Regions from separate parts of the Mus musculus genome. Here regions 1, 2, 3 and 4 are each linked to region 5. The links are chromatin loops, found by intact Hi-C in ENCODE. Cell type or tissue: heart. All regions are shown on one strand.

Region 1 (5,000 bases), 400 kb before region 5:
GGGGTTTCAGCTGGTGTAGGAGAGGAATGAGAGATAAGTAATATAGGTTGAGTATAATTAGTATACATTACATGCATGTATGGAAATATAAAAAATGCATTTTAAATCGATAAGAAAACTCAGCTAAAAGTTTATTTGATAGTATTGAAAATTGTTACTATAGAAAGGACTAGCCAGGTGGTGTAGGTGCACGCCTTTAATTACAGCACTCTGGAGGCAGAAGCAGGCAGATTTCAGAGTTCAAGGCTAGCCTCATCAATAGAGTAAATTCTATGACATCTATGACTCCACTGAGAAACCTTGTGTCAAAACAAACAAACAAACAAACAAACAAACAAACAAACAAACAACACATTACAGGACAGAACAGGATAGAACTGACACCCCTGTAATGATGGGCCATTCCTCATTGCCTGCCACTCTGCTACTGAGTACATATATTCATTTAAATAACTGTATAGGTCTTTAAGGATTTTTATTTCTTACTTTAAAAGAAAACCTTCGTTACATGATTGAGTTTTGATGAAATGTCTCCTGTAGCCTAGCTTGGCTATTTAATGTGGAATTTCCACCCTCCATTTTCCTGAGTACCACTACATCCAGCTCATTGCATAAACATTTTTAAGCTTGTGCACAGAAAAATTATCAAGTTTAGGATATTTTTGGAGCTGTAGGCTTTAAGTAGAAATATTTCAGGTTAAGCTTCCCCCTTCCCATGTTTTTGAGATTTCGGGGGAGAGTAGTGTTAATCTTAGATCCAAGGCCCTAGATCTTAGTTGACCCCTGTGGCTTCAAAACTTGGGAAGTAGAATGATAAATACAGGAATTCAAGGTTATTCTTAGTAGTAGACACAAACACACAAAAGAACTGGCAAGCATCCTTGATTCATCTAGAATATAATTTGTTCCATGACTAAGCATGAGAGGCGAGTGGTTAATCCAACCAGAGGCTGATGAGGCTGAGCTTAGACTTTGTTTTGCTCCTGAATAATTGTGCGCTGTGTTCCTTAGGGACGACCTGGCCCAGCTACCCTTCCTGACCATGTGCATCAAGGAGAGTCTGCGGCTACATTCCCCAGTCATAGACCTCCTCCGCCGCTGCACCCGGGACATTGTGCTACCTGATGGCCGGGTCATCCCTAAAGGTGTCCTGAAAGTCAAGGGCGAAGGGAGGAGCAGATGGGAAGCATCTGAGTAGGGTGACGGTCCCTAGGGGCAGCTTGGACCTGGCTAGTACTGACTGGATCCTCCTACCCAACAGGGAACATCTGTGTCATCAGCATCTTTGGTATTCATCACAATCCATCAGTCTGGCCAGACCCTGAGGTGGGGGCTCCTCCAGGCATTGCTGGGAGGGACATGGGAAGGGGATGTAGCCCCAACCTGGAAACAAGAAGCTGTCACCCCTGTCTTCATGTCTACTTTTTGGGGGGCTGGCTGGGTATGGGCAAAGAAGCAAACTAGAAGCCTCATCTTGCCCCTCCCCTCAGGTCTATGACCCCTTCCGCTTTGACCCAGAAAACCCACAGAAGAGGTCCCCTCTGGCTTTTATTCCCTTTTCTGCCGGGCCCAGGTGAGACCAGATGGCTTGTGGTGATGGGTAGATTCTGGGGCTGACAGTGGGAATAGGGTGGAGCTGGGATGGTTGGGTTCTAGTTCTCCTTACCACCCTCTGCTCAGAGTATGCACAAAAGTCTGCAGAACCCAGGGTTGGAAGTTGAAGGGCTGACCAGGTGCGGCCAGGACTGGATCAGGTTGGGTCCAGGAGCTCCTGTCTAGGCACTGCACAGAGTCCCCATCCTGCCCCTCTGCAGGAACTGCATAGGACAGACTTTCGCCATGAGCGAGATGAAGGTGGCACTGGCGCTGACTCTGCTGCGCTTCCGCATCCTGCCTGATGACAAGGAGCCGCGCCGGAAGCCAGAGATAATCCTGCGGGCGGAGGGCGGGTTGTGGCTGCGGGTGGAGCCTCTGAGCAAGGGCGCTCAGTGACCAGGTCTACTACTGTCTCAGTCACTTTCCTTTGCCAATCCCAGAATAAGCGGAGTTTCACCCAGAGCCATCAGAGGGCGCTGCAGGATAACAGAGACTGTCTGGAAGCCTGGCTGAGAAAAGTCTGGGGCTGCTTTCTGAGTCCAAGGGCCTTTCTGGGTAGCCCACAGGGCCTGCAGACTGATGAAGAGTTGCATGCACCCCAGCTCAAGAACGGCCTTTATTCTTTTAGCGATAGGGAGGCACCATAGATGTTTGAGCAGGAGAGTTACAAGGTTTACTGGCATGTAACCTCCCACAAGTCTGAAGCAGGCTGAGCCAGACCTTGACTTTGCTGACACTAAGGAGATTACCTAGGGTGTAGCCTTCCTCCCTAGATTACTCTAGTGTTCAGCCATTTTCCCTGTTCCTCTTCAAGATACTGCTACGGTGCTGAGAGGCCCCAGAGCTATTCAGGAGACTATGCCTGCAGCTGGCTCCAGGCTCCAAATTGAATTGGTGGGAATGGGCTTCCCCTCCTTTTTATAAGCGCATTCTCCATTAAACATTTGAACCTTGAACAGACTAGCATGTCTTGGTTCCATTATTTCTCAACTTGCCTAGGTTCCCTCTTTTCTTTCAGCTCCCGGTTGCCTCCCAGGCTCGAACCTGGACATGTGAGCCGCTGGCTGGCTTGCAACAATTTAGTGTACCAACGCAGGACCTGGGAATTGCAGAAGACATTGGAGGAAACACTGCTGGCATTGAGCTCTGCAGATAGGATATTTGTACTGGGGCCCGTTGCTAAGGGTGCTGTACTGTCCAAGCTGGAACAGCGTGCTGACATGCTTGCTGGATTCGCTTAGGTTCAGCAGTGATATCAGGATCTAGGAAAGCAGCAGGCAGTCAGCCGCAGCTTTCAGAAGCTGCTTTGTAGGCGAGAGAAATAAAAGGGTGTAAATCAATGGAACAGGTGGATGGCCGCAGTTGGAAACTACATCAGGCGGGAGGAAAGTGGATTTTGAACTCTCCCAGAGACAGAGAGAATTTGGGGGATGCCCTGCTTTATTCTCTCTAGCTCTACAGCAGTTCTCTGCCCTCTTTGTGTTGTCTAATGTCTGGTGCACCGGTCTGTTTACGTGTTGATTCATGTGTGTTTCGTTTTGTTGTGTGAATGACTGAATGTTCTGTGTTTCATGTTGGAAAATAAAGATGGCTAAAACTTTATCTGCTCGTTTAGCAAGAGAGTGGCCATACACTTTAGCCAGGATCAGGCACAATAGGAGGGCTCCTGCTGGAAAAACTATTTTTTTGAGAAAGGGAGTCTGCAGCCTCTTGGTTTTGGGGCGAAAAAGCTGATGGATATTTTTTTTTCCTAAGAAAATTCTCTGCAATTGTGGTTATTGCATTTAGCTAATGACAAAGTGCTTTTTATTTTATAATTATAGCTAGAAAAATTAAAATTCTCTGATTGGTCTAAATGTAGCTGCTTCATTTGCCTTTTACTGGTCTTAGAGATGTTATATGCTCTGGGTGTCTTCATTGTAGAGTATTAGCTTATAAGTTATTGGGTATGATCAAAAAGGTGTAACACTGGTTACTAGATAGTTAGTTTTAAATTGGCAACTCAGGAGTGTTTCAAACACGTGGCATAAAGCAGGCCAAAAAAAATTAGGCCTCTAAGAATCCTTCTAGTTGAGATAATATTTAATGTGATTCTTATCCTAGAAAGTAGGATTAAGATTTAAAGCAATGTCTCTTTAATGAAGCATTAAAGCTTGCACTGTCATGCATTTATAGGTATAAATTGGCAGCAAAATCTCACAATGTGGTAGTGAAGTTTTAATGTTGATTCTAAGGTGATAAATTGTTTTGAAATTGGGTTTTGCTTTCCCAAGGTTGTAGTTATAGTCTAATATTGCATAGAAACTTAAAAGTTCTGAAATCTGTCCTCACAGCAAGAGGAACTAAGCTCAGAGCAGCTTCTGTGTCATTTGTGTGACTTTCTTTTGTCTTGCAAATGGTGCCTAAGGAAGCTCTGGAAACTTGCCTCTCCTTGCCTCCAGGGGAATTTTCCTTTAGCTGAAAGAACACTATTGCAGATCTACCCATATGTTTTTCTAATAAAGTTTAAATTCTAAGTTTATAAAAAGGGTCAATCAGGCTGTAGAATTTATCAGGACATTGCGATTTGACTTGCTTACTTCATGTAAAGTCATTATAGATTTAAGAGTTTGTTTTTTCCTTTGCACTCTGATAATTGTAAAAAGTTTTGCTTCTAGTGAACTGGTGATTACTGGAAAATTTTGCCTGTAGGTATGGCTAACATAGCTTTACATTATATAAGAAAAATTCTTAGTGTCTCTGCCTCAATATCAGAAGCTAAGAGTTTGAATCTTTCAGTGTATATTGTTTCCTAAGTGAAAAGTATGTTATTAGCTAATGCCTCTCAGGGAAGTTTACTTTAAATCCTTGCTCTCACAAAAGGAGCTTTTAAGTTCTGGGGAGTAGCTGTTCCTCCAGAAACTATTCCGTGGCAATATCCTTTTAATACTTATGGCTTTAGTTATATCATAATATCGTGGCACAGAAAATCTAAGAACAAAAAATTGATTTGCTTCAAAATTTTATTTTTGAAAGCTTCCAGGAGATGTTAATTGGCTAAGACCACACCTTAAAGTCACCACAGGAGAACTTAAACCTTTATTAGGTGCTATCTAGTGAGATTCAAAATTATTGGTGAGAAACAAAAAGGTTTCACAGAAAGCAGAGGAAACTTCTGTGATCAATTGTTATCAATTATAATCAATGGTAATTAAATATTACCTGCTTATTTTATTTATGTGCCCACAACAAATCTTTGGCAAGAGAAAACTTTGTTGTAAAATCATCCTTCTTCACCTCAAAGTAAAGTTTTAACACCTATTAAAGCCACTGTGGTGCTAATAAACAATTGTAAGATAAATTCGTATATTTTAGAAAAACTATAACAAAAATTGTGTCTTAAGAACCTGACAAAGTGTCTGTTC
Region 2 (5,000 bases), 320 kb before region 5:
ATCAAAATCTTGCTGGCATGTGCAATAGTGTCTGAATTTGTTGGCTGATCATGGGATAGATCCCCAGGTGGGATAGTTTCTGTATAGTCTATCCTTTCATCTTAGCTCTAAACTTTGTCTCTGTAACTCCTTTCATGGGTATTTTGTTCCCTGTTCTAAGGAGGAATGAAGTATCCACATGTTGGTCTTCCTTCTTGATTTTCTTGTGTTTTGCAAATTGTATCGTGGGTATTCTAAGTTTCTGGGCTAATATCCACTTATCAGTGAGTGCATATATAGTGACTTCTTTTGTGATTGGGTTATCTCACTAAGGATGATATCCTCCAGATATATCCATTTGCCCAAGAATTTCATAAATTCATTGTTGTTAATAGCTGAGTAATACTCCATTGTGTAAATGTACCAACCACATTTTCTGTATCCATTCCTCTGTTGAGGGACATCTCCATCTTTTATTTTTAAAACCACTTTTCAGTGCCAGCTTTAACTTCACTAGATATTCATTCTTCTAACTAGAATAAAGTTGTTAAGTGGGGTGCAGTTAGTGGGGGACATTTGCTTCCCCCTTCCCATGTTTTTGAGATTTCAGGGGAGAGTAGTGTTAATCTTTGATCTAAGGACCTAGATCTTAGTTGACCCCTATGGCATCAAAACTTGGGAAGTGGAATGACAAATACAGGAGTTCAAGGTTGTTCTTAGTAGTTAGACACAAACACACAAAGGAACTGGCAAGCATCCTTGATTCATCTAGAATATAATTTGTTCCATGACTAAGCATGAGAGGCGAGTGGTTAATCCAACCAGAGGCTGATGAGGCTGAGCTTAGACTTTGTTTTGCTCCTGAATAATTGTGCGCTGTGTTCCTTAGGGACGACCTGGCCCAGCTACCCTTCCTGACCATGTGCATCAAGGAGAGTCTGCGGCTGCATCCCCCAGTCATAGATCTCCTCCGCCGCTGCACCCGGGACATTGTGCTACCTGATGGCCGGGTCATCCCTAAAGGTGTCCTGAAAGTCAAGGGCGAAGGGAGGAGCAGATGGGAAGCATCTGAGTAGGGTGATGGTCTCTAGGGGCAGCTTGGACCTGGCTAGTACTGACTGGATCCTCCTACCCAACAGGGAACATCTGTGTCATCAGCATCTTTGGTATTCATCACAATCCATCAGTCTGGCCAGACCCTGAGGTGGGGGCTCCTCCAGGCATTGCTGGGAGGGACATGGGAAGGGGATGTAGCCCCAACCTGGAAACAAGAAGCTGTCACCCCTGTCTCTATGTCTACTTTTGGGGGGCTGGCTGGGTGTGCGCAAAGAAGCAACCTAGAAAGCCTCATCTTGCCCCTCCCCTCAGGTCTATGACCCCTTCCGCTTTGACCCAGAAAACGCACACAAGAGGCCTCCTCTGGCTTTTATTCCCTTTTCTGCCGGGCCCAGGTGAGACCAGATGGCTTGTGGTGATGGGTGGATTCTGGGGCTGACAGTGGGAATAGGGTGGAGCTGGGATGGTTGGGTTCTAGTTCTCCTTACCACCCTCTGCTCAGAGAATGTGCAAAAGTCTGCAGAACCCAGGGTTGGAAGTTGAAGGGCTGACCAGGACTGGGTCAGGTTGGGTCCAGGAGCTCCTTTCTAGGCAGAGCTCAGTCAGAGTCCCCATCCTGTCACTCCGCAGGAACTGCATAGGACAGACTTTCGCTATGAATGAGATGATGGTGGCACTGGCGTTGACTCTGCTGCGCTTCCGCATCCTGCCGGATGACAAGGAGCCGCGCCGGAAGCCAGAGATAATCCTGCGGGCGGAGGGCGGGTTGTGGCTGCGGGTGGAGCCGCTGAGCACAGTGCTGAAGGACTCCAAACCTGACCTTGAGGCTTCTTTACCCCACCCTCCAATTGTTCTCTCCGGTTCTCAGAATTAGCTTGGCTCCACAGAACGCCAGCAGGGGGCGCTAGAGGGCCACAGAATCAGCCGTGGTCTCTGAAGAGAATGGGTTGGTGTCTTTGAGGCAAAGTACCTGTTTGCTGATTTAGCCCAGCAAGGCTTTCACGCTGAGAGTTCTTTTCCAGTCGAAGCTTGGACTTCATCCTGTTAAAGTCACTGTAGATTTTGGAGCAGATTAGGAGAGGGAGTCGAGTTTCTGGCATGCTTGGCACTCTTTAGTCACTGAAACAAAGCCTAATCGCACTCTTTCCACTTTCTTCTGCCTTCTCTTCCTCTTCGTTATATTTGAAGCGCTCTTCCAGTGTTTTGGCTTCTTAGAGCTGCACTTACAGCAGTGGGCTGCCACAGTACCCCTGGGGGGTGGGGGTGGGGTTGTTTATAAAGTTTGACTAAAATGGTTTCTCAGAAAGGTCTGTCTTGGCACCTTTGAGAAGGATGTTAAATGACATTCTGGGCTTGTGATTCCCAAGGTCCTAAGGCATCTTAAAGTAAACAAAGTCCCAGAATCCTTCATTAACTTATGTCCTGGGTCGTGTTCACTGAGACTCCCACTTAGTTCACAGGAATCTTCTAATTTTCCTTTCTAGTAGCACCTCTGGGCTTTGATCCCTTCACCCTCTCACGAACCCATTAAAAACAGTGTCAGGTGGACGCTGTGACTCAACCCTGAGATCCAGTCCCTGTGACAGGGGGATCGTGAGTTGGAGACTATCTTGGAATACATAGAAAGTCCTGGCAGGCCTTGCCTTCCCCCACTCCCTCCGCCTTGCTAAACTGTTAGACTACATTCCTAAAGCGAGCCACCAAGATCTATTCCCTTACTTGGTCACTTCCTCCTCTTGAGGCTGACTACCAAAGTGCAGCTATCACACTATTGAAGTACAGCAATCAAAAGCCCTCTTTGTTTCCTCTAATTAGCATGTCTAATTAAACACTCCATCCTAATACCTGGTTTCTTAATTTACCTTTATAAACTGCCATTTGCCTATGGGCTACATTGGTCTCCTCTCTATCCAGAAGTCCTTTGTCCCATTCTGGGACAAACAACCTTCTCCCATCTCTTGTGTTTCCCACCCCTTCTCCCCTGTCCTTTACCCCTTGTCTTTGTTTCCTATTTCCTGTCCTTTGTCCCTCTGAAGCAAATAAGTCTTGGGGACCCTGTGCAGATATTCTCCCTTTCCCTTTGCTTCTGCCTAGGATCGTGACAACGGATGGCTGCAGGGGGTGGGGAAGTGTAGGTCTTTGCATTCCACAGATCACAACAGATGCCTGTGTAATTCTTAAAAACACAGCTAGGCCTGTTTCTGACTGGCTACAGTCATCTGTTGGTCTCCTGACCATGGAGAATGCTCCCTTTGCAGGACAGTTTGGGAACAGCAGGCTTTGAAAATACTAGTTTTCCCAGGTTTAGTATAATGAACTGCTGCGGGATTCCAGGAGGAACACATACCTCTTTTCTGAAAGTTCTAAGACCTGACACCTGATGCCCTTGATGACAGGACAGAGGTGGCAGCGAGGCTAGGTAGATGGAGGTTGGAGTGGTCTCTAACATTCTGCCCCTGCAAGGATCACTGTCTTTCCCCTCCCGTTCTGCCTGATGTTCTAAGGCAGTTTTCTCCTATTTGACACGTTCAGTCCAGGAGGAAGAGGGAAGGTTTATGAGGCCCAGTAGGCAAATAGCATCTTATGTACCGAGCCAGATTTGTTTTTGCTTGTTTGTTTGTTTCTAGACAGGGTTGCTCTGCTTATCCTGGAACTTGCCTTGTAGACCTCCAACTCACAGAGACCCACTTGCCTCTGCCTTCTGAGTGCTATTAGTAAAGGCTTGGGACACTGCTGCTTGGCTCACCAGACTCTTGAAGCCCCTTCTCGAGTTTTATAGAAGAAACAAACAACTATTCGGGAGGAGACTGAGTGAGCTCAGGGTTAAAGTTTTCCTGCATTGTTGCCCTTTTGTGATGGGTGGACTTTTTTGAGCTACCCCTGTTTCTGTAAGCCCTCACCAATACCCTGGCAAGTAACCCCAATAAAAAATTGCTGATTTACTGAGTTGGACTTTGGTGTGATTGTCACTTTGGTCAGTGGTAAACACTCTGTGACATAATTCCTGGGAGGATATGAAGAAACCAGACAGGGAAACGATGACAAATCAAAATAATGACACCACCAAAGTCCAACTTTGCAAACCAATGTGCTTTATGGGGTTACTTACAGGAGTGTGGGTGCAGTCAGCCTAGCAGGTTGGAGGGTACCCTTTCCCAGTAGTCCATTGCTCTGAGCCTCTTCCCATAGCTCGGCTTATCTCTGCTCCTCCCAGGTAATTTTATAAAGCACGTTTCCCCTTGCCCCTCACGACTTAACTCTGAGATCACACCGCAGCTAGCTCTACTTAGGAAACCCATGCTTGGTCCGGCTAGCCGCCATGGTGCTGGCCATTGCTCTCTCACACCGCAGCCCACTTTTCCAGCTGGCCTTGCCAAGCTGCTCAACGCAGTCCCTCCTGCGTTCGACCACAGCCACCACTCATGCTCCAACGATCAGCCAACCCTGCGGTTGGCTCTGCGGACTGCCAACTACCACCCTGGTCTTACTCAGCTCCCATGCTAGCTCTCCTGGTCTCTGCTTGCTACTTGCCTGGTGCCACAATGGCCACTCCGGTCTCACCCAGCTCCCTTTAGCCCTGTGAAAGGAAAACACTAAAGACTTTTGTAGTTTAAAACTGACCAGGTAACTCAAAGGCTGATAAAAGAATATCCTGTCCCATCGTCCTTGCCCTCCTCAGGCACAACTGCAGAGGCCATGAGCTATCGGTGCCCTGAGAAACCTACCTGTTTGCAACTCCTTGCAGGCCTGCCGCCTGGTCCAGCTCCCAGTCTTCTCCTGTCATCTCTTCCTGTCCTGCCCGGAAATCTTGTCTTCTCTTTCATCCAACTATTAGCTTCTGCCATCTTCATTTAGCCAATCAACAATTAGGGAAATAATTAGGGAAGTTCCTCTTACGCACCTAGTCTGGGAGTCTGTCCCAGCAGGGCCTTCATAAGATCCATCTCTATGGTAATTTCTTAACT
Region 3 (5,000 bases), 420 kb before region 5:
CCTTCTGAGTCTTGAGTGCCTCCATTTAATTTTTAAAGGCCTCTCATGTTAAATAAATGAAAAAAAAAAACCAGTTAAAGATATCCTCTTTGTTTTTGGTAATGGTATCTTTCAATAAGTATGGTTTCAAAAAAGAAATATTTCCAAAATATGAATATCAAGTTAATTTCTCCACTATTTTTTTGTTTTGGTTTTCTAATGCTTTAATCTTTGATTCGGAGTTAAGCATTGTGGCTCCCTCTTGTTCTCTTAGCACTTATGAGGTGGCGGCATAAGGATCAGGTCAAAACCATCCTTGCCTATACAGGGAGTTCAAGGCCAGCATGGGGTACATGAGACCTTGCTGACAAAAACAAAAACAGAATATATCTAGGCATGGTGGCACATAGGACTTAAAAGGCAAGTGGAGCTCTGAGTTCAAGGCCAGCCTGGTTTACAGGGAGTTCTGTGCTAGCCAAGGTTACATAGTGATACATAATGTCAAAGCAAAGTAAAATCGATAAAACATGGCTGGGGTGATGGCTCTGTGGGTAATGTACTTGCTGATAGTATGAGGACTTCAGTTTGAGTTCTCAGACTCCATGTAAAAGGCTATCCCAGCACTGGAACACGGGAGCAGGAGATGGGATTATGCTGGCCAGCCAGTCAAGTCAAAATATGCAGTTCTCATGTTCAGTGAGAGACACTGTCTCAACACCGAAAACGTCGAGGGATAGAGAAAGATGCTCAAGGGTGACCTCTGGCTTACATAACACATACCCACACAAATAAAAATAATGAACAAATATTTTTGATTCATCTTAAATTAACTTTGTTTTTAGACTCATGATCACAGTGAAGCAGTAAGGGTTTCAACAAGTGGCAGTGAGGCTGGCCAGTACTGTTTATGCATTACAGGTGTGTGTATGTGTGCGTGTGCATGTGCGTGTGTGTGTGTGTGTGTGTGTGTGTGTGTGTGTGCGCGCGCGCGCACGCACGCTCGAGAGTGTGTGTGAAGTCCATGGCATGTGTGGAGGTTAGAAGACAACTCTTGGATAGGAATTGGTTCTCTCTTCATACTTTGTGTGGTCTGGCTACTGAATTCAGGTCATTGAACATGGGTGCTAGCCCTCTAATTACAAGCATTCTAGCAGGCTAGGACTTTGTTTTTACACCCTGGATAATTACGTGGTGGTTTCTTAGGGACGACCTGGCCCAGCTGCCCTTCCTGACCATGTGCATCAAGGAGAGTCTGCGGCTGCACCCCCCAGTTACGGTCATTTCCCGTTGCTGCACCCAAGACGTTGTGCTTCCAGATGGCCGGGTCATCCCTAAAGGTGTGGACTGTATGGGGAGGTGGCTCCTGATGGTCCCCAAGGGGGCAGCACTGACTTTTTTCTTGTCCAAAGGAACCGACTGTGTCATCAGCATCTTCGGGGTTCATCACAACCCTGAAGTCTGGCCAGACCCTGAGGTGCGACACCTCCCACTCTCTAATTCTGGGACCCGGGGAAGAGGTGTGGCCCTTACCTGGAAAACCAGATCTGTCACTCTTCTGTTTCCATGTCCATCTTTTCTGGGACTGTCTCCATGTGAATAGAGACGCGACCCATAAGCCTAGTCTTGGTTGACCTGCAGGTCTATGACCCCTTCCGCTTCGACCCAGAAAACCCACAGAAGAGGTCTCCTCTGGCTTTTATTCCCTTTTCTGCTGGGCCTAGGTGAGGTGAGAGGGCTTGCGGTGACTGAGGGGCTGACAGCTGGGACAGGGGAAGTTGGTATGGTCAGGTTCTGGGACTCCTTCCTGCCCTCTACTCAGGGTATGTGCAAAGATCTAGAAATCCCGGGGTGGAAAGTGAAAGGTGGGGGCCCTGTGCTCAGAGCCCTGTCCCGATCTGTCTTGGGCGCTGAGTCTGAGAGAGCTTTGGGAGTGGCAACACAACACTTGGCGTCCCAGGAGCTTCAGCGCACCTTCTGCCCCTCAGGCTGGCGAGGCGAGACAGGGACCAGGTCAAGTTCAAACCTTGAGGGCTGGTTAAGTCTCAGTGCAGTAAGAGTCACCAACCTGTCCTCCCGCAGGAACTGCATAGGACAGACTTTCGCCATGAGGGAGATGAAGGTGGCACTGGCGCTGACTCTGCTGCGCTTCCGCGTCCTGCCAGGTGACAAGGAGCCTCGCCGGAAGCCAGAGCTGATCCTGCGCGCAGAGGGCGGGCTGTGGCTGCGGGTGGAGCCTCTGAGCAAGGGCACTCAGTGACCAGATCTACTACTGTCCCAGTCACTTTCCTCTGCCAATCCCAGAGTAAGCGGAGTTTCACCCAGAGCCATCAGAGGGCGCTGCAGGACAACAGAGGCTGTCTGGAAGCTTGGCTGAGAAGAGACTGGGGCTGCTGTCTGAGTCCAAGGGCCTTTCTGGGTAGCCCACAGGGCCTGCAGACTGATGAGAGTTCCATGCACCCCAGCTCAAGAACGGCCTTTATTCTTTTGGCGATAAGGAGGCACTATAGATGTTTGAGCAGGAGAAATGCAACGTTTACTGGCCGATTTGGGGCAGTTTTCTTTTTTCTTTTTTTTTTTCTTTTTTTTTTTTTTTTTTTGAGACAGGGTCTCAGCTTTTAGTGGATATAGCAGGCTGGCCTTTAACTTGTAGCAAATCTCTGTCCTAACCACCAGAGCGGTGCAATTAGAAATGGGCCACTGTGCCTGTCATATCTGAAGGGCTGTTTATTAGAAATGAAGGGCAGCTTCCCAGGGGAGAAGCCTGGGAGCCCCTCCAAATGATATTAAATGATGTCCACGGCTTGTGATGGCTAAGGCCACTGAGGCAGCTTCAATTTAAAATGACCTCACGCTGGCAGGCTTCCTGTGTGGTGGTGTCCTTTCAGGTTCTCACTTACTCCTCTTGGGGCTGGGTGGTGGTGGTGGGGTGGCTCCATGGAGAGACAGGCAGATCCCAGTGCCTCACTGGCCAGCCTGACTTGCTGAATCAGAGCTGCAGGTTCAGTAAGAGATTCTGTCTCAGGAAGTAAAGTGGATGTGAGTATGAAGACACCTGACATAAACCTCTGGCTTCCCCATGTCTGTATGTGTCTCAGCACACACACACACACACACACACACACACACACACACACACTCACACACTTAACTTTTCTGACTGTTCTAGGATTTGATTTTCTTCCTCCTACCAGGAAGTCATTGAAACATTTTCATGACTTAAAGACTAGTCTGGGCTATATAGAAAATTTGAGACCAGCATTGAGAGACCTTGTCTCAAAAGTTAAAAACCAGAGTTTTACATATTTTTGCTTGTGAGAAATGACTTTAGATGGGCTGGAGAGATGGCTCATCCGTTAAGAGCATTGCCTGCTCTTTCAGAGGTCCTGAGTTCAATTCCCAGCAACCACAGGGTGGCTCACAGCCATCTCTTATGGGATCTGATACCCTCTTCTAGTGTGTTTGAAGACAATTACAGTGTACCCATATATAGAAAATAAATAAATCTTTAAAAGAAGAAAAAATGAGAAATTACTTAGGAGCAAAAAAGTATGATTTTTAAAAATATTCTTTTAGTGTTCTGTTTCTATGTATAGAATGTCTTTGGGTTTTTGGTAGCAATCTGCTTGAAGCCCGGGTCTTGCACTTGTTAGGGAAATCCTCCCCCACTGAGCTACATGCTCTTGCTGACCGTGCATTAAGGAATATTGTGATCTACCCCTCTGTTAATTGTAGGAGGTTGCCTATAAATGTAGGAATTTGCACTTTGGGCAAGGTTCAGCAGGGCTGGGTTTCTTGGTCACTATTATCTAGGGTGGCTCATCTCACAGGGAAGGGACCAGTTTTCAAGATGGCTGACTCTCATGATGGACTGTCCTTTCAGATAGACTCTCCACAGGACTGATTGGTCTTCCCTTTTATATGTATGCTGGGGCCAAGAGTGTGTATTTCAGTAGGGGTGCAAAGGAAATTTTACTTTATGATGTAAACTTCACTATCCAAGAAGTTATGGATGCTCTATAGAGTCAAGGAGAGTGAGATTAGGCCACATTCCAGAGTCAGACAGCATTCTACACAGAAACAGAATCAAAACATCTCTCTCTTCTCTCTCTGACTCTCTCTCCTCTCTCTCTCTCTCTCTGTTTCTCTATCCCTCCCTTCTTATGTGTGCCCAGAGGGTGGGGCAGTTTGAACCACATGATGAGCCTGCTGGGAATCAAACTAGGGTCCTCTGCAAACGTAGTACATATTGTTAACCTCTCAGTCAATTCCTCAGCCCCATTTTCTTATTTCCCATATAAAAGTTTCCAATATGGGTATTAATTTCTACAGAGAGTTCTGATGTGATTTTAAGTATTTAACTCATTAATAGCCTTTGTATATGCCCAAGAGTGTTTGTTCATGTGTGCAGGTGTGCATGTGTGCACATGAAGGTCAGAGGAAAATCTAGATTGATATCCACTATTCCACTGGCTTTGAGACAGGCTCTCTCAGTTTCTGCTGCCCTTGGTTATATAGAGTCAGGTCTCAACCTATGGGTGGTTGTGACCTGATTGTGAGATACCAAAGACCATTGGAAAACACACACATATATATATATACATTATGATTCATAACAGTAGTGAAATTACAGTTATGAAGTAGTAATAGCAATAATTTTATGATTGGTCTGACCACAACATGAAGAACTGTATTAAAGGGCCACAGCCTTAGGAAGGTTGAGAACTAGTCCTCTAGAGATTCTCCAGTCTCCACTTCTGTTGCAGGTCATCTCCACTCCGGCGGAGACAAGAACGACATGGACACCAAGGCGGGTTCACGCAGCAACTTCTTTACTTCGGGCTTTTCCCCCTACAGCTCTCTTCCCCAGCAGCCTCTTCTTCCTCCATCCTTCTTGCAGCTTCTCTTACAACAACTCCCCTTACAACAGCTTCTCTTACTACCACTAGCTTCTACTTAGGGCAAGGGCTAAACAACAAAACTATACTCTGCACTGCACCACCTGACCTCATCTAGCTCCACCA
Region 4 (5,000 bases), 160 kb before region 5:
TGTTTCCCAGGTGATCATTATCTCGGCCCTTATTCTGTAAGATGTCTGAAATGTTCTGAGACTGAGATTCTGTGAAGCAGGCAGGCAGGCAGCAGTGGCCTTAGTTCTAAAGAACGGAATGAATGTGGATCTGCCTGGAAGAGGTGCTCTTACAGCTTCCTGGGGATGGAATTAGTTTCAGAGCAGGAGCCAGACTAGGAGCAGGCTCTCAGGTTACCTGGCAGGAGGCAGGGGAGTGAAGAGGGTGGGGAGAAGGGGGTGTGGCCACTAGTACCCACTAATGTAAACTGACTTCTCTGGGTGGAAAATCCTGGCACCTGGAAGTCTATTAGCTAGCAATTCTGACAATCTCTTAGTAAGGTGGTTGTCAGTATCTGTGAGGGGGAAGGCGCTAGACATGTTACTTCCTAAGCGTTTGCTGGATTCTAACATTCTATTCTCTCTGCAGCCACTCACAGTAACAAGATGAGTGGGGTACCACCCCACTGAGTCCATATAAAATAAAATGTGTGTGTATATATATATATATATATATATATAATGTATATATGTGTGTATGTGTGTAATGTATATATATAATGTATATTCCAGGTGGATGCCAGGAGCTGGTGATGGCCTAGACAAAGCAGCCAGCTTATATAAGGAAAAAACTGAGAGTGTATGCCACCTTAATAAACCACTCCAGGCTCTAGGGCCTTCTGGTAACTACTGTGTATACTTGCGTACTCCTGTCTTCCCTAAGAGTTAGGAAGGCCCTGTTCAGGGTAACCATTGGGCACTTTATAACCTAACATTTAGGGTTTTCTAACCCAAGATTGCGCTCACATCCAGTAAGGCCTACCTCTATCAGGGCTCTGCCTTTTAAAATAATGTGTAGGGAACGGAAAAATGACTCAGCAGGTGAAGACATTTGGCTGCAGAAGTATAATGTCCTGAGTTCAATCCTGGGAACCCATGTAAAGGAGAGATTAGTCACTGCATTCTTCTTTCTCTGACCTCTAAACATGCAAGCTGGAGCATGCAGGAAACACACACACACACACACACACACACACACACCACACATATACACAACAACTAAAAAATAAAATATAAAAACAAAAGTCAATGTGTAGAAAGATCTGAAGGCAGCAGCCGTTATGACAGAGCCAGACTCCAGCCGCACGCATGTGTATGGCTACGCCTATCCAGTGAGTTTAGGAAGAGCAGAAGAAGGTAGAAATGCTAAGATTCACTGACTTACAGGCACAGGTCATGGAATTTAAAGACAGCTTCCCCTTGAATCTGTGAGTGACAAGAGTGAGGAAGCCAGGGCAGACCACTCAGTGATACCGTAGGGAATATCTGCTTTCCAACAACGTCAAGCCTAGAATGACTCCATTTTATTAAATAACAACCTGGACTAGTTACTCAAAGCCCCTCCCCCGAAAAAGGAAGGGCAGTACAACTTGTTTACGCAAGCAAAAAAAAAAAAAAAAAAAAAAGGCCCACTATCTCCTAGAAAACTAGGAGGGACAAACTGACAATATCAACAACTAAAAATATACCAAATTGTATTAGAAACACCACACAAAGTATACAACATATAATCCCCTCACCTGGCACTACGAAGGAGCATCCCCAAGCCCAAAGGATGGCAGGCAACTGTCACACTTACCCACAGGGAAGAACTGAGTCAGTCCTTTGGACTCCATCTCCAGTGCGGTTTCTCCTGCCCAGGACATTCAGCCAACTTCAAATTGACTTACTTCAACGTTCGGTGCGCGTATACTTGACATCTCTGTGTCTACACTGCTAGGACATCATCATTGGTCCCCTTTCAGATTCTTCTTTGCACCCGCCTCAGCTCAATGCCTCCTACTTCAGGACAGACTCTAAACTCAACCACTTTGGCTCTTAGTCATTCTGTGATCTGCACATTTTGTATGTTTTTGTGTGAAATGTTCATGTGTGATCTTCCAGTTAACGTTAGCAATTAGATTGTTATATAAAAACGCGTTGATTGCCAATGGCTGGTTAGCAAAATCGGGACTACTGGATTAATTATTAACGAAATACACATGACTTGTGAATTATTAATTATTCGATAAATTCTGGCATTGGAAACACACAAACTTGTCCCCCCTGTTTATGACAACACGCCCAGGACACAAGGTCACCACACCCTGCGGCTTCCCTGCCCCCCAACACACACACACACACACACACACACACACGAATTCCAGGGTCCCGTGTCTCACCGCGACGCTGCCGCCACCGCCCAGGCTGCGGAGCCGCGTCGCTGCGGGTGCCCGGATGCCTAGGGAGGCCATGGCCGCAGCACTGAGCTCTTAGCAAAGGACAGGACCGCAGCTCTGCCTGATGGCCCAGCTCCACCCAGAGGGACCCGGGCAGCGCGGCCCAGCAGAGCAGATGAGATGCAGACTCAGCTGCCCTGGAAGGCCGCGTCCCCACTGCCGCCTCCGCTTCTAGCGGCGCCCTCCCCGCAGCCGGGACGCCTGGCCGCACGTACCATTTCCAATCACCGGGTGTCCTGCTGTTCTCCGGCAGCTCTTGCAGTAAGTGGATGGAACACAGACACTGGGGAAAACAACCTGCGGGTCTCTCTCCACAGAAGACACAAACGCCTAAAATGGCTGGACGGGAAGTGGCATCCTCCGCTTCTGTGCCCGCCCTCTCTCAACATCTGAAAATCTCATTGGACAGTTTATGCAGCCAAGCAACTTTTCTTACTGGCCAGTGAGTCACGTGCACGCCTCCCAATGCTTAAATGACAGAAAAAGCATCCTCTCGAGTGTACTGTGGCGCCAAACCTCTAATCCGAACGTAAGGCTTGATACTTGGGGTCTAAACTGGAGGTGGGATTCCCAAACTCTACTTCTGGCGTTACGTGTGAAGGGGATGAATACTTTATATTTTACATGGATTTAAACATACGTAGAAGTCTATTCTTTAACAAAGCAAAGATGTCGGCTAAATTCTATTTGCGTGAGTGAGAAATGGCATTGAAAAGAATGATGTGAATTATGCCTATTTGGCTGCGCTTCTAATATTCTCTCTCATTTTGTGATCGATGGTTGTCACCAAGGTCTCTGTGGCTGGGGATTTACCCATTCTGCTTACTCTTTTCAAATTCTCTCTTGAACCCACCTCGCCACTATTGCCCTCACAAAGTCACTTCTAGAGCAAAACATTTTGGGAATGGAAGGACACAGAACCATTCTTAAGATTCGAAGCATTCCAAAGATTCTTCAGTAAGTGGAAGTTTGCGCAGGTCGCAGCGGAGCTCCAGGACTCTGAACACATAAACCTGGAATACTCCACAGATGACTTCCAGGGCAGACATTCCTGCAATCAGGAGAACCAGCCTGACTGCGGAGGTAGAACTAAGTTCACAGAGGAATGGTAGAAATCAGAAAGGAAGCCTTGAAGAGAGAAGATTGGAATTGTAAGCCTGCTCTGGGTGCTGAAAGCGTTATAAGAGGCCGGGGGTGGGGGGGTGGGGGTGGGAAGCAGTAGACAGATAATAGATTCCTGCTGTGAAGAAGGTGAAGAAGGTGCAAGCTTGGAACAATGTCAGGGAACCTGCAGACAGGTATTTTAAGTGATATTTTAGAAGACAGGAGCGAAAATAGGAAAGCTAAAAAGACTTGAGGCGCAGCCAGCAAGATGACTAGATGGCATTTACAGATTTTGTTTAAGAATTTATTATTTTTTTAAAAATATGTTTGTGTGTCTGTGTGCATGTCACGCAAGAACAGATGCCCATGGAGGCCAGAAGAGGGCACTGAATCCGCGGAGATGGACTTATAAACTGCAGAACGTGGGTCCTGGTACAGAATTTGGGTACTTTACAAAAACAATATGCACTCTAAACCACGAAGCCAGCGTTCCAGCCCCCAACTCTTCAGACTCCCACCCAGTTCTCTCTTCTTCACATTTATAAAAAATATTTAATATTTACTGACAAATTAGCAGACTGTGTCCTTCTCTGCTTTCCATTTTTACCTCTTTTCTCTCTAGTTCCTTTCCCTATCGTTTCTGTATTATTTTCCCTTTCAGAGATTTCCCCAAGGAACACAGGCTGGCCTGGTTTTCAGGGTCTCTGGTCTCAGCCTGCTGCTAATGGCTGGGACGGCTTTAGGTTATCTGCTTGCAATTCTGTACTTTTAAACAAGCTTCCCTCCTCTGCACCCTCATGTCACTACTGTCCCCTTGTAGTTACTTTTTCCTTGCCTACTGTTTGTCATCAACACGGGAAGAACTGAGTCAGTCCTTGGACTCCATCTCCAGTGTGGTTTCTCCTGCCCAGGACATTCAGCCAACTTCAAATTGACTTACTTCAACGTTCGGTGCGCGTATACTTGACATCTCTGTGTCTACACTGCTAGGACATCATCATTGGTCCCCTTTCAGATTCTTCTTTGCACCCGCCTCAGCTCAATGCCTCCTACTTCAGGACCACCTTTATGTTTCTTTTCCTTTCTACTCGTAACTAATGTTGTTGATACACTTGTTCAAAACAGAGTCATACTGTTCCTCTATTTTCTAAAGTGATTGGTATTTGAGGCATGGTACTTTGTGGGTTTAAATGCACTTTACAATGAGCCTAGCTGTGGATAGTGACTATTACAGACACTATTTCCCTGTTAACCTGGTGGGCCAAACATTATGCAGCAGAATTAACCAAAACTTCATCCCTACTACAACCTGAAAATTGCAATCAGTTCCATTTCAAAGAGCAATATGATTTAAAAAACAACAACAACAATAACCGGTGATTTAACCTCAAATAAAGAAGCTTTATTGGAAAACTATAATAAACATTCAAATCAAGAAAACGCAGCCGGACGTGGTGGCACATGCCTTTAATCCCAGCACTCGGGAGGCAGAGGCAGGCAGATTTCTGAGTTCAAGGCCAGCCTGGTCTACAAAGTGAGTTCCGGGACAGCCAGGGTTATATAGAGAAACCCTGTCTCAAAAAAAAAAAAAGAAAGAAA
Region 5 (5,000 bases):
CCTGTAGGGAAGTCCATAGAGCATTTTCTTGATTAATGGCTGATGTGGAAGGGCCCAGCCCACTGTGCCTGGTGCCATCCCTGGGCAGGTGAGTCCTCAAGTGTACATGAAAGCAGACTGAGGAAGCTAGTGAGCAGCACGCCTCCGTGGCCTCTCTTCAGTTCCTGCCTTGAGCTCCTGTCCTGACTTTCCTCAGTGATGGAGTGTGAACTGAGCTATAAACTGACATTAAGCCTTCCCTCCCTGTGGCACTATTGATTACTGTGCTTTGGAGCAGCAATAGAAGCCCTAAGGCAGTGGTGCATGACTACAATCCCAGCACGTAGGAGATGGAGATAGGAGGATAAGATGCTCAAAGTTAAGGGCCAGCTAGATGTCTCAGCCGGTAAAAGTGCGTATCATCAAACGGATTCACTGAAAGTCTATCAAAAGACCAAGTGTGTACCCCCCATACAAGAGCTGCACTTACAGCATTCCAAGGGGACTAAAACCCAAAGTCATCTGACCCTTGATTTTGTTCACGGTTCAAAACCTTTGGTGATATGTAATGCTCCCCTCATACTCTGATGTGAACGACTGTGGATTGAAAAGGACAAAGTCAAAGGTAGATGCCACTTCAACATAACCACAAGTAAATCAAACTCATTTAAAATCTCACTTAAGGGTTTGGGGAGCATGATGTGAATAAAGTGCTTGTTTGCCTTGCATTCATGGAGACCCAAGCTCAATCCCCAGAACCGGGCTGCATGGTGGATATGTGCAATACCAGCACTGGAGAGGTGGGGACAGGCAGACCTTTGCAGCTTGCTGGCCAGCTGTGTTTAATTGTCCAGCTCTAAGCCAGTAAGCAAGCTTGAATCAAAGGAAGTAGAGACCACTCCTGAGGATCTGTGTACTAGGTTGCCCTCTGCCTGCCCCCACATGCATAAACATACATACACAGCTATACAAACACCATCCAACCCACTTGGAGGAAAAACAACTACAGAGCTGGGGCATGTGACAGAGTGATTGAGGACTTGCCTGGAGTGCACAAGGGCACAAGGCCTAGGTTTAAACTACAGCACTGCCGAAAAGGCTTATAAAGATACTGTATGAGGCTGGTGAGATGATTCAGCCGGTAAGAGCACTGACTGCTCTTCCGAAGGTCCTGAGTTCAAATCCCAGCAACCACATGGTTGCTCACAACCACTCATAATGAGATCTGACGCCCTCTTCTGCTGCATCTGAAGACAGCTACAGTGTACATAATAAATAAATAAATAAATAAATAAATAAATAAATAAATAAATCTATCTTTAGACCAGAGAGAGCAGAGGTCCTAAAAATTCAATTCCCAACAACCACATGAAGGCTCACAACCATCTGTACAGCTACAGTGTACTTATACATAAAATAAATAAGTAAAAATCTTTAAAAAAGGATATTGTATGAGAACAGAACATGAGAGACGAAGAGAATATAAAGCATGTTTTTGTTCTGAAGTTAGGAAAATATAAAACTCTGGATTTTATTTATTTTTAATTTTTTGAGACAGGATCTCATTATGTATGGTGGTTTGAATATGCTTGGCCCAGGGAGTTCCACTATTAGGAGGTGTGGCCTTTATGGAGTGGGTGTGGCCTTGTTGGAAGAAGTGTGTCACTGTAGGCGTGGGCTTTGAGACCCTCCTCCTAGCTGCCTAGAAGTCAGTCTTCTTGTGGCCTTCGCTCAAGATATAGACCTCTTAGCTTCTCCTATTCATGCCTGCCTGGGACACTACCATGCTCCTGCCTTGAAGATAATGGACTGAACCTCCAAAAATGCAAGCCAGCCCTAATTAAATGTTGTCCTTTATAAGAGTTGCCTTGGGGGCTGGAGAGGTGGCTCAGTGGTTAAGAGCACTGACTGCTCTTTCAAAGGTTCTGAGTTCAAATCCCAGCAACCACATGGTGGCTAACTATCATCTGTAATGGGATCTGATGCCCTCTTCTGGTGTGTCTAAAGATAGCAATAGTGTATACACATACATTAAATAAATAAATATTTTTTAAAAAAGAGTTGCCTTGGTCATGGTATCTCTTCTCTAAGACACTATGTACCCCAGAAACGAATCAGACTTTCTATGCAGCCCCCGCTGGTCTCAAACTCATGTTTCCCAGTCAGTCCCCCCAAATACTGGAATTACGGATGTGTGTCCAGCTCTAATCATTTGAATCACCTCCTAGTGGGAGGGAGAAAATCAAATTCCTGAAGTGATTTGATATGAAAAAAATTCTGCAAGCACACGTGCTGGCGGTTGACATCAAGTGTCTTTATTTCTGTTCACCTTATTTCATCAGACAGATTCTCTCATTGAACTGGAGTTCCCCCACTTCACCTCCTACCCCTTTAGTTTTCTCAGACAGGATTTCCTTGCGTAGCCCTGGCTGTCCTAGAATTAGCTCTGTAGATCAGGTTGGCTTCAACGCTCTGAAGTTTCCTGTTTTCACAAGACTGGCTGGCCAGTGAGGCGCTGGGATCCGCCTGTCTCCCCACTGAGCCACCTCCCCAGCCCCACGAGGAGTAAGTGGGAACCTGAAAGCACACACCACCACACAGGAAGCCTGCCAGCGTGAGGTCATGTTAAATTGAAGCCGTTTTACTCGTCTTGGACATCACTAGCCCTCGACGTCATTTAACACCATTGTCAACGGCTCCCAGGCTCCTTTCTTGGGAAATTGACCTTTATTTCTACAAAATTTCCTTCAGATTGGGCACGCCAAGTACAGTAGCCCACTCTTCTAAATGCAGCACTCGGGTGGTGAGGTCTCAGCAGAAGTTTGCTGCAAATTTGAGACCAGCCTGGTCCATACAGTCGGGCCTAGGCTAGATGTTTAGACATCTACTGTGGTTCTTATAGGATAGTCTATATAGCTCAGGGATGCTAGGAAGGCTCTTGGACTCAAAGGCACCAGCCTGGTTCCACCGCGCCCCCTGCTGGTACTTGGTGAGGTTCGAGCATGAGCAACTGCTCTGTTGATTCTGGGATCCTGATGAGATGGGTGGGTAGAGCGGTTCCAAATCCGGTGTGGAGTCAGCAGTTCCACCTGCAGCCACAGCCCGCCCTCCGTCCGCAGCATCAGCGCCGAAAGCCGGCGTGGCCCCTTGTCACCTGGCAGGACGCAGAAGCGAGCAGCGTCAGCGTCAGCTCCATCATCATCTTCATTGCACTCATGGCCAAAAGTCAGTCCTATGCAATTCCTGCGGGAGGACAGGGTGGGGACTCTGACTATGTCAGGACCCAGCCATGCAACCTGATTGATCCCACCGAAGGCTTACCCGGGACTCGATTTTGACATCTACATACCCTTGACCCTAACTCAGACTTAAGCCCACAATACTTAGCAGAAGGAGAACAGAGCTAATCTGTCCACCCTTTCAATCCTGACTCTCTAAACCTTTACCTGGGCAGAGGGCAGGAAGGCGATCTGGAACCCCGACCATCCCAACCATTGCCTGTCCTCTCCAGCAGCCCCAGACAACAGCCTGACACCACAAGCCCTCTGGAGTCCCACCCTTACCCTGCCGAGAAGGGAACAGAAATCAGTGGTGACCTACTTCTCCGGGTTTTCTGGGTCAGAGAGAAAGGGAGACCTGGGAGAGAGGCAAGACTGGGAGAGAGCAAGAGCGACAGATGGTTTGGGTTTCTCAGCAAACCCAGTTAGTACACACCCCGGAAAGGGCAGAGGTGGAAGACAGGCGTTAGGTTTCCAGTGTCCGGACCTCCTCTCTATCCTGATCTTGCCAGGTTCCCAAATCCTAGTTATGAAAGGAGGGGTTTACACCTCAGGGTCTGGCCAGACTGAAGGATTGTGATGACTCCTGAAGATGCTGGTAACAGACGTGCCCTGTTGGGTGGGTACTACAGTCAGTCCAAGGTTAGTTCTGCCACTAGTGACCTTCCTTCTACCCAGAACCCTAAGCCCACCAATGCTGGAGATGACCAGGTCATCCAGAAGGAGAATGTCCTGGATGCAGCAGAGGGAGATCATAGAGCCTGGTGGATGTAGCCTCAGACTCTCCTTCATGCTCATGGTCAGGAAGGGCAGCTGAGTCAGGTCGTTCTTAAGGGACACAGCACACAATTCCTCAAGAGCAAACCCAAAAGCCCACTCAGCCTCACGACTGGGTAAGACGTACTACCACCTCTACCTCCCGAGGACTGGGCTTAAAGGTTCTTTTCCTGTTCTTGTTTAATAATAACCAAGTTTTTAAAAGTATTTTTATTACTATACTTTTGTAATAAGTTTTAACAACTAGTATATTGAGTCTCCATTTTATTGATTGATTGGGTGATTGATTGATTGATTGATTGATTGGCATGTGCCCATGCATATATCCATCCCTTGGCTTGAGTGTGGAGGTGAGAGGACAAGTTCAATAGGTTATCTATTTCCTTCTACAATGGGGTTGAACTCAGAACATTAGGCTTGGTCCAAGCATCCCTACCCACTGAGCCATCTCACCATCCGTTTCCTATCTTAAAAATAATGTGTCTTTAATAAGTTTTAATTCTTTGTCACAGAGTGAGTTTTGTAGGGTTTGGGACACAGCTCAGTGGTGGGAAACTTGCCTCAGTGCACAAGGCTGTGTCTGACCCAGGGCTGAAAAGAAAGAACCATTGTCAGGTCCTAAAACATAGCCTAAGCAGAATTTTATTAGGTTGAGTTGAATTTGTTACTATAGAAGAATTTTATGTCTTTTGTTGTTGCTCTTGTTTTTGTTTTTTCTTTCTTTTTTTTTCTTTTTTCAAGACAAGATTTCTCTGTGTAGCTCTGGCTGTTCTGAAACTTGATACCAAGATGGCTTCAAACTCAGAGACCTGCCTCCCAAGTTCTAGGATTAAAGGCATGGGCCACCAAGCCCAACAAATTTACACCTGTAAATTGTAAAAATAGGTCATTCCACCCTGAAGTATGGACAGCATCTATTTATTTAAATAGTTTTGTAAGCCCTTACAATTATCTGCTTCTGCTTTT

The links. A loop is a pair of places that touch in the nucleus more often than their neighbours do. Peaks named below come from ENCODE experiments on the same cell type or tissue, not always from the same donor. Only the 100,000 strongest peaks of a DNase experiment are listed, where the experiment ranks them.
Region 1: a loop joins it to region 5, with 6 times the contacts of the local background. A loop is called at or near these places in 2 of 42 quality-filtered maps.
Region 2: it touches region 5 in a loop (18-fold over the local background); 11 of 42 quality-filtered maps call a loop at or near these places.
Region 3: a loop joins it to region 5, with 8 times the contacts of the local background. A loop is called at or near these places in 5 of 42 quality-filtered maps.
Region 4: it touches region 5 in a loop (2.6-fold over the local background); 7 of 42 quality-filtered maps call a loop at or near these places.

Annotation. Positions count from the first base shown.
Region 1 is chr17:32,549,242-32,554,241 of GRCm38, forward strand. Cyp4f16 (cytochrome P450, family 4, subfamily f, polypeptide 16) reads left to right here. Exons shown (of 13, transcript NM_024442.2): 10 at 1,012-1,145; 11 at 1,262-1,326; 12 at 1,491-1,573; 13 at 1,815-2,557. The coding sequence ends at 1,992. Among named protein-coding and RNA genes, the nearest start is that of Gm41570, 12 kb to the right of the region's middle. In heart, a CTCF peak has its summit at 2,068 (motif pointing right); a DNase peak (open chromatin) is centred at 2,020; H3K4me3 peaks cover 870 bases; H3K27ac peaks cover 428 bases.
Region 2 is chr17:32,633,311-32,638,310 of GRCm38, forward strand. It overlaps Cyp4f37 (cytochrome P450, family 4, subfamily f, polypeptide 37), which reads left to right. Exons shown (of 13, transcript NM_001100187.1): 10 at 869-1,002; 11 at 1,119-1,183; 12 at 1,348-1,430; 13 at 1,666-2,874. The coding sequence ends at 1,909. Among named protein-coding and RNA genes, the nearest start is that of Cyp4f37, 14 kb to the left of the region's middle. In heart, a CTCF peak has its summit at 1,937 (motif pointing right); a DNase peak (open chromatin) is centred at 1,911; H3K4me3 peaks cover 922 bases; H3K27ac peaks cover 540 bases.
Region 3 is chr17:32,526,659-32,531,658 of GRCm38, forward strand. It overlaps Cyp4f17 (cytochrome P450, family 4, subfamily f, polypeptide 17), which reads left to right. Exons shown (of 13, transcript NM_001101445.2): 10 at 1,183-1,316; 11 at 1,389-1,453; 12 at 1,618-1,700; 13 at 2,059-3,500. The coding sequence ends at 2,236. Among named protein-coding and RNA genes, the nearest start is that of Cyp4f16, 7.4 kb to the right of the region's middle. In heart, a CTCF peak has its summit at 2,294 (motif pointing right); DNase peaks (open chromatin) are centred at 1,433 and 2,293; H3K4me3 peaks cover 922 bases; H3K27ac peaks cover 670 bases.
Region 4 is chr17:32,785,626-32,790,625 of GRCm38, forward strand. It overlaps Zfp871 (zinc finger protein 871), which reads right to left and starts at 2,662. Exons shown (of 4, transcript NM_172458.3): 1 at 2,513-2,662. The coding sequence starts at 2,515. It overlaps Gm17115 (predicted gene 17115), which reads left to right and starts at 2,769. Exons shown (of 2, transcript NR_168031.1): 1 at 2,769-3,448; 2 at 3,762-4,814. In heart, no CTCF peak of the experiment used is centred here; a DNase peak (open chromatin) is centred at 2,696; H3K4me3 peaks cover 2,662 bases; H3K27ac peaks cover 1,708 bases.
Region 5 is chr17:32,948,688-32,953,687 of GRCm38, forward strand. It overlaps the pseudogene Cyp4f41-ps. Among named protein-coding and RNA genes, the nearest start is that of Cyp4f13, 3.8 kb to the left of the region's middle. In heart, a CTCF peak has its summit at 2,970 (motif pointing left); a DNase peak (open chromatin) is centred at 2,964; H3K4me3 peaks cover 386 bases.